Linked DNA regions of Homo sapiens: regions 1, 2, 3 and 5 are each linked to region 4. Evidence: chromatin contacts called from ENCODE Hi-C or POLR2A ChIA-PET data. All regions are on one chromosome and are shown on one strand. The core of a region is the stretch at or near the end of the contact, and the rest is flanking DNA. Distances in the headings are between cores, read along the strand shown. Region 1 holds the start of NDUFB4 (NADH:ubiquinone oxidoreductase subunit B4). Region 2 holds the start of RABL3 (RAB, member of RAS oncogene family like 3). Region 3 holds the start of LRRC58 (leucine rich repeat containing 58). Region 4 holds the start of SEC22A (SEC22 homolog A, vesicle trafficking protein). Region 5 holds the start of ALDH1L1-AS1 (ALDH1L1 antisense RNA 1).

Region 1 (2,700 bases), core at 32-2,531, 2.6 Mb after region 4:
AGTAGTAGAGCTTAATCATCCAAATAGTTGTGATATGTAAATAGTACTCAAAAAGAGTTTTAGCACAGTGCCTGGCACATTGTAACTTTCATTCAATCCTCATAACTTCCAAAAATTCCAAAACACCAATGCAACGTGTGGGAAAAGTCCAGTCCTGTTCTGTTAACATCATATTTAACCTACTTAGTTCCTGTATAGAAAACTACCTAATGAAAGCACACCTGTTAATTACCAGTTTACTGGGCATATATTATGTGCTGCGAATGTTACACAGACTGTCTTATTTAACCTCATAATGCACATCATTTATATACGAAACCAGGAAACTATAATTCAGAGGAGTTGAAGTTGCCCAAGGTAACAGAGTTAGCCAATGAGTAGTGCTTTGGGTTCTGACTCCAAAGCCTAGAACTTCAGCAAGCTTCAGGGTCTTTAAAAGATGCAGGTTGAAGGAATCACTGTATTCCCATCAGGAGAGAGCAGTATCCCTATGAGCTGTGAACTGAAAGGTAAACACCAGCTCTTTAAAATTATATATATATATAAAATATATATGCATATATATAGAATATAATATATATGCATATATATAAAATATATATGCATATATATAGAATATAATATATATGCATATATATAGAATATATATATAATATAATATATATATGCATATATATAGAAACATTTTCTGAACACGCCTTACGAACGAGGCACTGTGCTAGGACAGTCACATACTCTATCTCATTTAATCCTAACAGCCTGATAAAAGAGTAAGCACTATATTACGCCCATTTTGCAGACAGAAAATCGAGGATAAGCAGAGTGAATAACGTTCTTAAGGTCACGCAGGCAGGAAGTGATCAAGCCAGGATTCAAACCCAGCCAGGTCTGAGTCCAGAGCCGGTCCTCTCGAGGGCCAAGCTCTGGCAAAGGTAAAAGGGTAGTGAGTTGGCTAGGCCTGGAAGAGGACCTGCGTCTGAGATACTGATCGGGAGCGGTGGCCGACCCTTTGCGTGGTCTCTCTCGGTCTCTCCCAGGACTCGGGCCCTATTCCCGCCTGGGAGGCCCCACACTCACGATGAGCCCTCGGCGGTTGGGATCGTTGTACTGAAGCAGGTACTCTCGTTTCAGCTGGGCTCTTATGGCCAACCGCTCGGCTTGCGCCCGCCGGGTTTCCGGAGATATGTTGTATTCGGCTGGGTCGAGGGTCTCAGGCAGAGTGCGCAGGCTCGACGGCTTATACTTTGGGAACGACATCTTGGCGAACCAGGGCACAATTGCGCCTGCGCGATTCTGAGGCCCTTTGTCTATGCTGACCTTCAGCTTCAGGAAGTGCGCCTGCGCGTTAGCAGAGGTTGGGGATGTCGTTAACAAGGAGCTCCGCCTCTTTCTCCTACCTTCCCGAACACGGCGCGTTCGCTCGGTGATATGCGCATGCGCGAAGTGCTCTTCTCGCAGTGCGCCCTGCCCCACCGCCGCTCCCCACCTACTCATCTGTCACCGCGCTGCTTCTTCCTAGCAGCCTTGTCTCTACTGACATAACCAGGGCTTATTATGTAAAGTTGAGCTGTGTGGGACTGGCTGTGGAGTCAGAAGTCCGGGTTTTCATTGTGGGTCTAACCGTGCTGTGTCACCTTGGATAAGTCACTTAAAGTCTCTGAGTTTCCTTTTCCTTATCCTGGAGATAATGACTCCTGTCCACCTAGCAAAGTTGTTGTGAGGATTAAATAAGCTAACAAATAGATCACAAAGTGCTTTGCAAAACAGAATTCCCTACCCAAGAAGAAGAGAATAAGCTTTTCTGTACTTTACCATGCTAGATTCATACAACATTAAGTGTAAGCTTATTTTTCACAGGTACGAAATAATGATTAATAGGAAAAATGATGTTATAAGAGAAATGTTGCCTGACTGACTATAGAAGGTCAGGAAGAAAATGAGATACTGAATAAAGCTCATGAGAAAACATCTTAGTTAAAATACTAAAACCTCTTGCCTAAAATCCTTAGCACTCTTCAGATGCAAAGAATTAAAAACATCCTTACAGGTATGAAAATACTCATAGGGGCATGTATCTTATTGTAAAAGACGATCTGGGGCGAAAACTGAAGTAATCAGAAACAAAACCTTCTCTGTCCCTACTGTCCTTCCTTCTCCCCAGTTACCAAGGAGAAAAACAACTTCAAGTTTCACAGCAGGGTCTTTGGGTTCCCCTTCTCCTCAGGGGAAAAAATGTAAACAATATTTCCATAACTCGGGCAAAGAAGGATGGATCAAAAGAGAGCCCCAGCTTGGCTGAAACGTCTGGGGGCGCGTAGGTATGTTGGGAAATGGTTGCTAGAAAAGGGACCTAGAAAGTGTTGGCATTTGAAATGATGAGAAGCAGCACTGCTGTCAAATTTATTCAACATTTTAATACTGTTTTAAAATATTTATTAAGCACCCACCGCGTGAAGCACACAGCACACTAGTCAGTGTTAAGTCAATCTTCTAGGCTCAGTGGGGGAAATCCAGACAAAATGGAAGATGGGGTGTTTGCCTTTCGGGAGCTGACAATCAGGCAGTACAGAAAGAATAGGCAGAAATGGTAATATTTCAAAGTAGTCTAATGTCCAGATGAATATAGAGCAAAATGGACTCATGAGGATTCAGGCTGAGAGAATGTAGAAAAAATGAACACAAGACGAGTTACTCAGACTC
Region 2 (2,700 bases), core at 80-2,579, 2.5 Mb after region 4:
CCCTCTGCCCTCTGTCTACCCTGTCAGCCTCATAACCAGCCACACCAGCATATTCTCAATTCCATGAGCCACATGTGCTTTCCCTGCATCCCAAGGCTTTGCACATGCTGTTCCTTCTGCCCCTACAGCTAAGCCCAAACCCCCTTCTCCTAATCATCCTTCAAGTCTCAAATGATATTTCCTCATGGAGGCCTTCCCAGACTCCCCATTAAGTAGCATACAATCATCCCCTTTCACGTGTTCCATGGCTCTTTCCCCCTTCTTGTACTTTCTCCATGTCTATCTCTAAGACCAGACTTCATCTTGTTCACCAATTAATTTCCAGCATCTAGCATAGCCAGACAAGTACTTCCATAAAACTTTCCATATGTCTCCTAGGCACGTTTTGTTCCAACATGGCTCATCTTGCCAGCTTCCCCCTGCTTCACTTCCTCCACTCTTGTTTCCAAGGTAGAATCGGACAGGCTACTGGGCACTCTCTTCTTAAATTTAAAACAGTTTTAAGCGGGAGGTGCGTGGATCAAATTCAGGATGTTAAAAGATTGTACTGACTGCAGAGTGGAGAAAAAAACAAGAAAAGTGGATGCGAAGAGACCAGTTAGATTACTTCAGTAAATCGCCACTCCAGTTCTAGAACAACTTGGGATTCTACACATCTAACTGCGGTGTTGTGTTACCACATTTCATGGCACTTTCCACGCCTTCACACACACAGCGGCAAACTACCGCGAAACCTCCGGACCCAGCTGCCCTCCACGAGACGCGTTCGGTGATATGCACTCCTCCCCAATGCGAGACTCCGAGACCCCAAACTCCCTCGGACTCTCCCAGTTGGGTCCAGGGCCACACTCGGCGCAGCCAAGCCCGCCCTACCCGAGGTCGCACACGGGCCGCTCCGGGGTCAATGGTTCTTTGGAGGACCAAGAGGACCAAGGCAACAGGGTAATTCATTAGGGGAGGATAGTTAAGAGGGAGCGAAAGGAAGAAGAAATCATGAAATGCAATGCCCGGCCAGGGAACTCCGAACAAGGAACAGGGAACAAGGTTTACCAAGGCGAATCCTGGAACACTCCCACTACAGCTGCCCCCAGCGCTTCAACTACCGGCTTAAATGAACCACGCCCCTTGCGCGACAAAGAAAACGCACTATTCCTGCGACCAGCTGGGGAAGCACCCCGCTACCTTTTACCAGACCAGCCAATGAGTTCAGTGAAACCTTCGATCAAGACAGTCACGCTCCGAGTGGCCAATGAAATTGAAGGCTCTGCCCTCCATGCCCAACTCTGATTGGCTTACAATCCAGGAACAGGCGTTAACCCAGGGAAGGCAGTGGCAAGATGGCGTCCCTGGATCGGGTGAAGGTACTGGTGTTGGGAGACTCAGGTGAGCGGCTTACCCTACCTCTGGGGCTCCAGACACTTTTGAGTTACCCAGTAACCCTCCCCTTAGCTTCCTTCCCTCAACTTCCTGGCTCCTCGGCCCGTGGCTGAAGTCCCTCCCAGGGCCTGAAGACTACACTTCCCAGGGGACTTTGCTCCGTGTGACGACGCGGTGGCGGCGGCGTCGTCGCGCGGGTGGGGGTCGCGGAGCCCGGGTCTTTTGCCTTCGCGGCTTTCCGCATCGGTCTCCCAGGCGACCCCAGCCTAGAGTGTATTGTCAATTCTTTTATTAAAAAAAAAAAAAAAAAAAGCAGGCATTGAGTATTGTATGGGGTTCTATGTTAAGGGTACAGAAGTTAGTAGGACCGTGCCTTCAAGAGATTTTGTTCATTAAGGAAGTCAAACGTGCACTGAGAAACGTGCACTGAGAAACGTGCACTGGCAAGCGCTTCGCATGTATTAACTCATTTAATTCTGAGACAGTCCTGTTATCCCATTTTACAGATGAGAGTAGTGAGGCAGAGAGATGTAAATGACAGAATCCTTTTGAACGCGGAGTCCACGAACTTAAACGCTAAGTTATAATTATGCAGTGACATATTGGGTAGTGGTCCTGTTTTATTCTTAACTGAGCTTAATTTCCTGGTTCTCGTTTGATCTTCATTGAAAACCTATTATGTCCTAGACTGTACAATAGAGAAATTAAAGTAAGAGTTTTATTCTGAAGCAGCTAGGATTTAACGCTGAGCCCAATTTAATCCTAGTGTTAAATATATATATATTTTTTTAATCTCAGTGGATGCAAAAAGAATTCTTTTGACACCTGGGACATTTGAGAACTACAGCTGGCGTCTGGATTTCCAGCTCCCACCTCACTGCCCTTATCTTTTCTTCCATAATCCCCAATTCAGCTCTCCTTAGTAACTTCAATAAATGCTGACCTTGCATTTTATAGAAGCGCTCCTCTGGAGTTGGCCTAAGAGCATGTGTTGTGAGCAAAGACGTTGTGCTAGATGCTTGGAGGTGGAGAGGCTTGAAAACTTAATAGAAACTAAATAAAATTGTGGGCAGCAAATATAGGTTAAGAATGTTTTCACATTGCCCTGAGGATTATTTGCATTATGAAATATTTTACAGAGAGCATTATTTAATATTCCCCTAAGAAAGTTGCCTTTTGAAACTTAATGAACATAATCACAATTTATGTCGACTTCATTTCTATCAGGTAGCTTGAAGTGGTGCCGAAGTTAATTTAATAAAATCACTCAGTTTTACAGATAAAGTAATTGTGGCCTAAAGGGACTTGGCAAGAGTATCACTG
Region 3 (2,787 bases), core at 7-2,506, 2.9 Mb after region 4:
GGCTTGACCCAAAATAAGGTCTGTTCTTAAAAGGACTCTTTCAAAACAGATGACTCATCAGTTTTAAAAAGCATTCCACCATTAGCTTAAACATACAAAGTACGTCCTTCTAGGACTACCACTCAATCAGAAATTAAAGTTTGACTGCAGAGTAAAGGCATAGTTTCTCATACAAATAAATGACTGGCAAGAAAAAAACGACTTTCCTTTTTTAAGGAGGAAAGCAATTTAATGTCGTTGATTATACACGACCACTTAACTTTCTTATGTATAAGCTTTGTTAAAAAAAAAAAAAGCTAAGCATTTTTTCTCATTTCTATTCATTACTTTTCAAAATCATAAAATGTAATTTCAGAAAAGATTGAGTTTGGGACAAGGATGAAAAATACGTTAATTAGAATTACTAAATTAGTACCAGATCAGGATTTTCCCAAACTGTAGTTTTGACCTGCAGTACAAACTCTATGCTTTGAGTTTTTAAACTAACTCATTAATTTGAGCTATCTCAAATCATGCAACCGCCTCCATATCTCCCAAATTCACTCCTAGACACAACTTACACCAAAAGCCACGTATGTGCTTCTACAATTAAAACGGGCAAAACGTCCTTACTTGATACACATTTCTGCCTTAAAAAAGAAAAAAATAATTCTGTGGGGCAAGTAGTGCGGGTGTTACCCATATTTTATGCATGGGGCAACTGAAATCAAATCCCTGCCCTAGGCTATTTAACAGCGGAACCTCCAGTAAGGGTCCGGGGGTTCTGAGGTCTAGTCCAGCTGCGTTCACATTTCGAGGTCGGCTTTGTTAATCCTCGGACTTTAAATTCCTGCGGTTTTCTGTCATGGAGCTAAATCACCACTAAATTACTGTGTGCTCACAGAGTCCTGCAGACACGGGCCCCACTTTTAAACTGAAAAACAAGCGGGGGACGGGGGGGGCACGTGACGCGCGAACCCTCAAGGCGAGATAACCGAACATCCTTGGGCTGTTTGCCGAGGCAGTCTTGTAGCCCTGGAATAGGTCACCAGGCTCCAGCGACTATAAAGCGCGGCCGCCGAAACCCGGTCCGGCTCAGATGACAATTTGGCAGCCTCTGGGTGTCTGCCTCAGTTCTGCGCAGCCCATGCTGCGCTCTTGCCACTCCGCGCCCCGCGCCTCGTGAGGCAGAGCCCGCCCCGGAGCGGCGCGCGCACCCCAGGACTCGCGTCGCGTGACTCGGCCAAGGCGCGCAGGGTTTGCGCCCGCCCGCGCCACTTCCGACTCAGCCCTCGGTTCAGGTTCCGGGGCGCCGCAGAGCTCCCGGCCTCTGGACCGCGCGCGGCGCTCTGGGGAATCCGGCGCCACGCGCCGTGCGGTGGCCAGGATGGAGGAGGCCGGAGCAGCGGTGGTCACGGCCGGGGAGGCCGAACTGAACTGGTCCCGCCTCAGCGTGTCCACCGAGACGCTGGAGTCTGAGCTGGAGGCGCGGGGGGAGGAGCGGCGCGGGGCGCGGGAGGCGCTGCTGCGGCTGCTGCTGCCTCACAACCGTCTGGTGTCGCTGCCACGGGCGCTGGGCAGCGGCTTCCCGCACCTCCAGCTGCTGGACGTGAGCGGCAACGCGTTGACCGCGCTCGGGCCGGAGCTGCTCGCTCTGCGCGGCCTGCGCACGCTGCTGGCCAAGAACAACCGGCTCGGCGGGCCCAGTGCGCTGCCCAAGGGCCTGGCCCAGTCGCCGCTCTGCCGCAGCCTCCAGGTGCTCAACCTCAGCGGCAACTGTTTCCAGGAGGTGCCTGCCTCGCTCTTAGAGCTGCGCGCGCTGCAGACCCTGAGCCTGGGCGGCAACCAACTGCAGAGCATCCCGGCTGAGATCGAGAACTTGCAGAGGTGAGCGGGTGTGTGCCGGAGGGTGGGGAGGCCTCGGGCGGTGTCCGGGAACCCTGGGGCGCCGGGCCTGGGCACCTCAACGTTTGTCACGTAACTATTTCCAAGCTTTCTCTTTAACTGTGCGGTAGTGAGTTCTGCCCAACCATCTCAGCAAGTTGTTGTAAATACCTAGTATGTTCGCATGTGTGACTGTTTGGTGTGTTGTGTTTGGCCTATGCAGATTCTCGAGGCATTTTTTCTGTCTTCCTTATTGAATCTGGGGCGTGATCCAAACTGAGTGGAAACTCAAAACAGATGTAAATCAGAGGTTGTCACTTCTTTGCTCAAAAGTCTTCCGTGGATTTCCATCTCTATAGATCAAAGTACGTGCCTTTGAGCGTGGCGTACAAGGTGCTCTGATCTAACCCTTGCTTTCCACTACATTTGCAGCTTCCTCTTCTCTGTGGCAGTACCAACTACCATTTGTGGAGTTCAGTGACCTATGCATTTTCCCACGTAGAGAAAGCAGCTTGGAGTTGCTGGTAGGCACTCAGTATGTGTTGAATGGATGCAGTGCCTCTGTACACGTGCTGTTTCCCTTGCTTGGAATGTTTCCTTCACCTGGCAAACGCCTATCATCCTTCAAAAGCTATCTCAAGTTAATCATCTCTGTGATTCCTTTTTTACTACTCCCTGCACAACAATTTTTTTCGTTACTACTCCCTGCACAAAAAAGTACAGCCTATGCTGTACTTTCTCTGTGCTTCATTCATCTTGCCTTTGCATTTACCTTATTGGATATGATTCCTTGTTTACAGGAATTATCTGCTTCACCTACTAGATTATGCAGTAAATATGTTAAATTTAACTTTAGGAGGAAGCAGAGAAACAGGATAATAAAAGTGCCCGGTGGGGGAGTGGGAAATAGAGCCAAATGTATTG
Region 4 (2,700 bases), core at 123-2,622:
GGTATTATTAGTTCCATTTTACCTTTGAGGAAATTCAAGCCCAGAAAGCTTGAGGAATTTTTTTTAATCCCTAAACGAGTAGGTGACAAAGTAGGGATTTAAACTCAGGCCCAATTCTAACAACTCTGTGAGACACTCAAGGAAGGTCACAGGCACCCCTGTGATAAGACCTAGGCCTCTTTCATATACCAACATAAGATATACTTCGATTTTAACCAGTTGCACGCAAAAAAAAAAAAAAAAAAAAAAAAAAAAAAAAAAGGCACTAAACAGATGTGATGGTTTTCAACATAGGAAATACCCGAATGTCCCATTACTTTAGGATATGGTCACAGGTGTCAGAGTCAAATACTGAATGAACCTTAATATATCAGAAATTGTAGGTACCGTTTAAGGCATTGCCTGATTCCTTACAATCTTAGCATGTAAGCAAATATCAGTAACATGGAAAGTGATTCAGAGTTTGAAAAGTGGCTGTTCCCCTGACTGAAGATCCCAACATCTCCAGTCTGGTGGCTGATACTTTTGCTCTGGGCTAGGCTTTGCCTTGGCTGAATAGGCATAGGAGGGACTGGTTCTCAAGCTCGCCCCCTGCCCCAGGTGGATGATCCAGGAAACTAAGCAGCAGGGAAAAATTATCTTAAGCTGTCTTCACTGGCAGAGAGATTCAAGCCAGCTGGGGCTTGTCCTTTTCTTTTGGAAGCCTCCTCCACTTGCCGAGCCAATTGCTCAGGTCTCCCTTCTGCCACATCGTTCCCAAAGTGACTCTTGAGACAGGGTCTCAAGAGATTTCCGTGAGCCAACGCGGGCAAATATCTGGGCTCAGGGCTCACTCCATCCCCACAAAACGTAAAGTAAGACACTGGTTCAAGTCCCATTCTGCCTAAAAGAAATAGGAAATGCCACCTCAAGCTCTCATGGGCCACCTACACAGGTAGATCACCGTGTTTCTGACACCTGGGCGCCAGGGAATCCCCACCACCATGCTGACAGCCAAGTGCGACTGTCCCTCCCCTTCAAACACTCCTTTCCTGGCTGCCCAACACCCGAGGCGGCTCAGACGAGGCGCAACCGCCGCCCGCCTGGCCCCAGAGAACCCTCAAGTCGAAGGGGACGGGGTCCCCGCTTGCCCGTCCCTCCAGAGCTCCGCGGCCCCGACTCCCATCCCAAAGGCACGGACTTGGCTCCTGCCCGTGGGGTAGGTCTTCAATCCCGAGGGCGAAGGCCGAGGCTGTGGCGAGAGGCAGGGAGCGGGAGGGGAGAGGCCGGCAGGGATTCGAACGACCCCTAAGAAAGGAAGAAGAGGACTGGGAGGGGCCGGGGAGTACCTGTCGAGACGGGACCCGCCGCTCCGAGTGACGCGCCCCGAAGTGCATTGTGGGGCCTGGGAGGGACCTTTCGGCGACGCTGCGGCGCGTCCAACGTGGCTCGCGCCCGCGGAATCAAACCACGCCCCCGTTCCCTCAGCTCACCCAGGCCAATCGGGTTCTGCAGGAAGGACACAACAACCCCCCAGCTCCCGGGGCCCTCCTTAGTCCCACCCGCTCCAGGAGAGATTGGCAGCTTCTCTCGCACCTGCGCCAGAAAAGTACAGCATCCTCTGATGACAGAACTACGTTGACTTCAGAAATAGGGCCAATCTCTTCCGCTCGCCGCCCTGTTTCTGCAGGCATTTTGTCTCTCACACGCGGCCCTACAGCAGACACTTATAAAGGGGACAGGGAGAAAAGCCCCCTCTGGGTGAGCAAGGAGAAGACCTGGCCCCGTCTATTCCCACACACAAGAAGGAAACTAACCATGGCAGAGAAGTGCCAGATGCTGACCCTGCGACCCCTTCCAGCCTTCGCATCGGTCATGCATTATTAAACAGGCATTTCCTGACTGTTTACCATGTGCCAAGCACCGTGTTAAGCACGGGGTTACAGGAGTGGACATAACACTTGATGGAATTTAAGGAGTAATTGGAGCAAGAGATATTAAAGCATAAATAGTTACAGAACTACAAATTGTCAGTATTGGGAGGGAAAATTAGTGGGTGCAATGATCAATTAATTTTGGACTATCAGGGAAAAGACTTCTGAATAAGTGCCTTTTAAGCGGCAGGCATATTGAAGAGCCTTAGAGAATGTTCCCCGCCAAGGAAATATTGTGTGAGGTTGTCGGGGCATGAAAGAACTTCTTGTGCTCTAGGAACTAAAAGGGAGTCAGTGTGGATGGAGTGTAGGGAGCAAGGAGAAACTTTGCCCGTTGACCTTAAGATATCTTCCAAAATACAGCCTGAAATCTGTAATGTGGCCAATAAGAGTCAGCATGGTCTGGCCCTTGTCTCATCTCAGCCCAAGGTCAATGGGCAGCTAATAAAGACTATTAAGTAGGATCCTATTTGCATATTTAAGAATCACTCAGGCTGTTTGTGGAGAATAGTGTGGAAAAGGGCAAGAAGGGCTGCTGGAAAGCCATTTGGAGGCAGTTGCGTCAGGCAAAGCCAGAAATGATGGGGCTTGAACTAGTGTAATGGGAGTTAGAGACAGAAAGAGGTAGATAATTTCAAGATATGTATAAATTAGAAATGGTATCCAAGGGACTTCATAACGGATTGGTTTGCCGGGAAGGGTCAACAAAAAGGAATATTAAGGATGACTCCTTAAGTAACTAGATGGATTAAGAAGCCATTTACTGACTCATGGAACACAGAAAGAG
Region 5 (2,700 bases), core at 33-2,532, 2.9 Mb before region 4:
GGGGAGAAGCTAGAAGTCTGGGAGGCTTCAATGGGCCCCACTGGTATCTTCGCTCCGAGTTCAGGCAACTCCTTTGGGGTCCTGAGTCTTCTCTGAGGCCCCACGCTGGGTGCCAAATTATTGTGGAAGAGTCAAACTCTGTAAAATATTTGAAGAGATTTATTGTGAGCCAAATATGAGTGACCACAGCCAGTGACACAGCCTTCAGGAGGTCTTGAGAACATGTGCCCAAGGAGGTCGGGGTGCAGCTTGGTTTAATACATTCTGAGGAGGCATGAGACTTCAAGTTAAGTTCATTTAAGAAATAAATTTGTTTGATCCAGAAAGGCAGGAAAACTCAAAGAGGGGGAGGGTGGTTCTAGGGTATAGGTCAACTTAAACATTTTCTGGTTGACAATTGGTTGAGTTTGTCCAAAGACCTGGGATTAAAGAAAGGAATGTCTGGGTTAAGAGGTTGTGGAGACCAATGTGTTTTATCACGCAGATGAAGTATTCGGATAGGGTAGCAGGCTTCAGAGAGAAGAGGCTGTAAAATGTTTCTTATCAGACTTAAAGTCTGTGTTGATGTTAATGCAGGAGAGGGATAATGAGGCATGTTCGGCCTCCACTTCCCCTTATGGCCTGAACCAGTTTTTCAGGTTAAATTCTAAAAGTCCTGGCTGAGGAAGAAGTCCATTCGGATGATTTGGTGGTTGGGAACGGGGAGGTGCCTTATCATTTATTTTTTGGTTTAAAATATAATGATATATTTTACCAAGTCTTGTGAACCATCAGGCCTCCCTCAGGCCCGGACTGGGAATTGCCAATTTCGTTAGGTGTGACCGTAATACTATGAGAATGTTTAAAAAAATAGGCCTTACTGATTAAACATACTCGAGTATTTAAAGGAGAATTTATCCACTGGGATGCTTTAAAATTACTCTGGGAAAAAAGGGAAAACGAAAGGCATGTGTGGGGTGAAGCACAGACTTGTCGTTGTTGTTTTTAAAGCAAAAGGCGGGTCCCAAGGGAAGTTGGCTGTCGGTGGGTTCCCGTTCTCCGTACCTTTCTACCTTGACAGCTCCATAATAAAACCTGCAGCCGCATAGGCGCCTCTCCCGTAGCGCTCCCGCGGGGGCGCCAGTGGGGCCCCAGCTGCGAGGAGGGCCCGGGCTCGCGAGACTCGGTCCCCCACTTCCGTCCCCGCGATCCCCGGCTCCCAGCCCCCCGGGCCCCCGGCGGGGCTCTGCGCTGCCGGAGCTTGGGCGTCTGCTGCTGTCCCGGAGCGCCAAGTCGTCCGAGGTCCGGCCGCCCGGCCGGGGCGGGGCCAGGGAGGCCCGGCCTTCCCGCTTCCTGCCTGAGCCGCAGGCCCGCCCCTGCGTCCTCCGCCCGCCTCTTTCCCGCCGCCGCCTGGGAGGGGACCCGGTAAGCGCGGCCCTGTTCCGGGCGGGGTTGGGGCGGAAGGTGGGGTCAGCTGGGGCCCAAGGGGGGTCGGGGAGGCGCGCGGGAGAGGGCGCCCGGGAGTGGGTGCGCGGGAGGCGAGTGAGCCGGGCGCCGGGCCCTGGGGGCTCGGCGGGAGGGGGAGTCAGGTGGGGACCGGGATTTGGGGGACTCGGTGGGGGAAAGGCGCGCGGGAGATGAGGTAAACACGAGGGGTCGGAGGGGCGGCCTGGGGCGGGGTGGGGCCATGCCTGGGGTAGGCCACGCCTCGGGGAGGCCGGGAGAGAACCCAGGCGCTGGGGGTCGCGGGGGAGCCGGCCGGTCCTACCCTTAGGTGTCTGAGGCCGCTCCCCACACCGCTGCGGTGTGCATTCAGCGGCCCTGTCTCCTCCTTCCTGGCCTGCTCAGGGCACGGCTCCTGGTTGGATGTCACACGCGTGACTCCTGCAGCGCCCGCGCGCAGGGACCCCTCGCTGCCTCAGCCAGACCTCCCGCCAGCCTCTACCACAGGCTCAGCCCACTGTCCTGGGTGGGCTCGGTGCAAACCTCTGGTGAAGAAAACCTCCTGGGGGTGCCCAGCCGGGAGTCTGTCTCAGAGTCCCACACTCTCTCCATCCAGGAGAGCCGGTGGGATAGGTCTCTTTAAAATCCCGTTATTTATTTGTTTATTTTTTCCTCTTTCTTCCAGTTTTTTCCATATGACTTTAGTGATCAAATCCCACTTTTTTTTAGAAGGCTTTTTTTACACCAGTGGTTTTCAAACTGTGGTCCCAGGACCAGCAGCACTGCCTTTCCTGAGATCTGCTAGAAATGCGGGTTCCCCAGCCCCACCCTGACCTTCTAAATCCTAAACCTTGGGGGTGGGTCCCCATACTTGTCTTTAGCAGGTCCTCCTCGTGGTTCTGACCATTGATCTGAAACCTTAGGGCTTTGAGGAGTCTGAACTGGGGTTGAGGATGGGCCAGGTGCCCTGTGATGATAATGCATGACTCCATTTAATCTTCACAGCCCTACACAGTAGGTAGTATTACCCCATTTCACAGATTAGGCAACAGAGGTACAGAAAGTTTAATTTTTCCAAGGTCACAGACCTAGAAAGGGGAGGAGCTGGGATTCCAACCTTGGGTTCCGGCTCCAGAACATTCCCACTGAGGCGAGGTCCCCTGTGAAGGTGGGGAGGGGTGAAGCCCAGAGGTCCTGGCGGCCTCCCTGCCAGGCAGAAACCATTAGTTCCAGAATCACGACCAGCCAGGTGCGTGGTCAGCAGTGGCCCTGCCTGCC

What was found. A loop is a pair of places that touch in the nucleus more often than their neighbours do. ChIA-PET counts read pairs that join two places held with the same protein, here RNA polymerase II (POLR2A). Pooled maps may share reads with other maps.
Region 1: a map of CD8-positive, alpha-beta T cell shows a loop between it and region 4 (18-fold over the local background). The contact joins the promoter of NDUFB4 here to the promoter of SEC22A in region 4. A Hi-C loop is called at or near these places in 2 of 168 maps with a recorded cell type or tissue (CD4-positive, alpha-beta memory T cell and CD8-positive, alpha-beta T cell), 1 of 37 single-sample maps with no recorded cell type and 9 of 50 pooled maps.
Region 2: a loop to region 4 is called in a map of B cell, with 16 times the contacts of the local background. The contact joins the promoter of RABL3 here to the promoter of SEC22A in region 4. A Hi-C loop is called at or near these places in 4 of 168 maps with a recorded cell type or tissue (B cell, CD4-positive, alpha-beta memory T cell and naive thymus-derived CD4-positive, alpha-beta T cell) and 10 of 50 pooled maps.
Region 3: a map of CD8-positive, alpha-beta T cell shows a loop between it and region 4 (14-fold over the local background). The contact joins the promoter of LRRC58 here to the promoter of SEC22A in region 4. A Hi-C loop is called at or near these places in 2 of 168 maps with a recorded cell type or tissue (CD8-positive, alpha-beta T cell and naive thymus-derived CD4-positive, alpha-beta T cell) and 7 of 50 pooled maps. POLR2A ChIA-PET finds 5 or more read pairs at or near these places in 1 of 52 experiments (Caco-2).
Region 5: a map of CD8-positive, alpha-beta T cell shows a loop between it and region 4 (21-fold over the local background). The contact joins the promoter of ALDH1L1-AS1 here to the promoter of SEC22A in region 4. A Hi-C loop is called at or near these places in 3 of 168 maps with a recorded cell type or tissue (CD4-positive, alpha-beta T cell, CD8-positive, alpha-beta T cell and naive thymus-derived CD4-positive, alpha-beta T cell) and 9 of 50 pooled maps.

Annotation. Positions count from the first base shown.
Region 1 is chr3:120,594,917-120,597,616 of GRCh38, reverse strand. It overlaps NDUFB4 (NADH:ubiquinone oxidoreductase subunit B4), which reads right to left and starts at 1,281. Exons shown (of 3, transcript NM_004547.6): 1 at 1,078-1,281. The coding sequence starts at 1,257. RefSeq lists an enhancer at 871-1,210.
Region 2 is chr3:120,741,145-120,743,844 of GRCh38, reverse strand. RABL3 (RAB, member of RAS oncogene family like 3) reads left to right here and starts at 1,329. Exons shown (of 8, transcript NM_173825.5): 1 at 1,329-1,383. The coding sequence starts at 1,338. GTF2E1 (general transcription factor IIE subunit 1) reads right to left here and starts at 1,101. Exons shown (of 5, transcript NM_005513.3): 1 at 1,051-1,101. RefSeq lists enhancers at 1,049-1,168, 1,049-1,343, 791-1,429, 1,309-1,598, 1,430-2,068.
Region 3 is chr3:120,347,823-120,350,609 of GRCh38, reverse strand. LRRC58 (leucine rich repeat containing 58) reads left to right here and starts at 1,256. Exons shown (of 4, transcript NM_001099678.2): 1 at 1,256-1,866. The coding sequence starts at 1,367. It also overlaps the pseudogene BTNL12P. RefSeq lists a silencer at 1,261-1,590 and an enhancer at 1,941-1,990.
Region 4 is chr3:123,200,615-123,203,314 of GRCh38, reverse strand. It overlaps SEC22A (SEC22 homolog A, vesicle trafficking protein), which reads right to left and starts at 1,372. Exons shown (of 7, transcript NM_012430.5): 1 at 1,329-1,372. RefSeq lists enhancers at 1,286-1,335, 1,576-1,655, 1,666-1,815.
Region 5 is chr3:126,082,797-126,085,496 of GRCh38, reverse strand. ALDH1L1-AS1 (ALDH1L1 antisense RNA 1) reads right to left here and starts at 1,282. Exons shown (of 8, transcript NR_190231.1): 1 at 1,045-1,282. SLC41A3 (solute carrier family 41 member 3) reads left to right here and starts at 1,373. Exons shown (of 11, transcript NM_017836.4): 1 at 1,373-1,404. RefSeq lists silencers at 1,026-1,575, 1,616-1,725.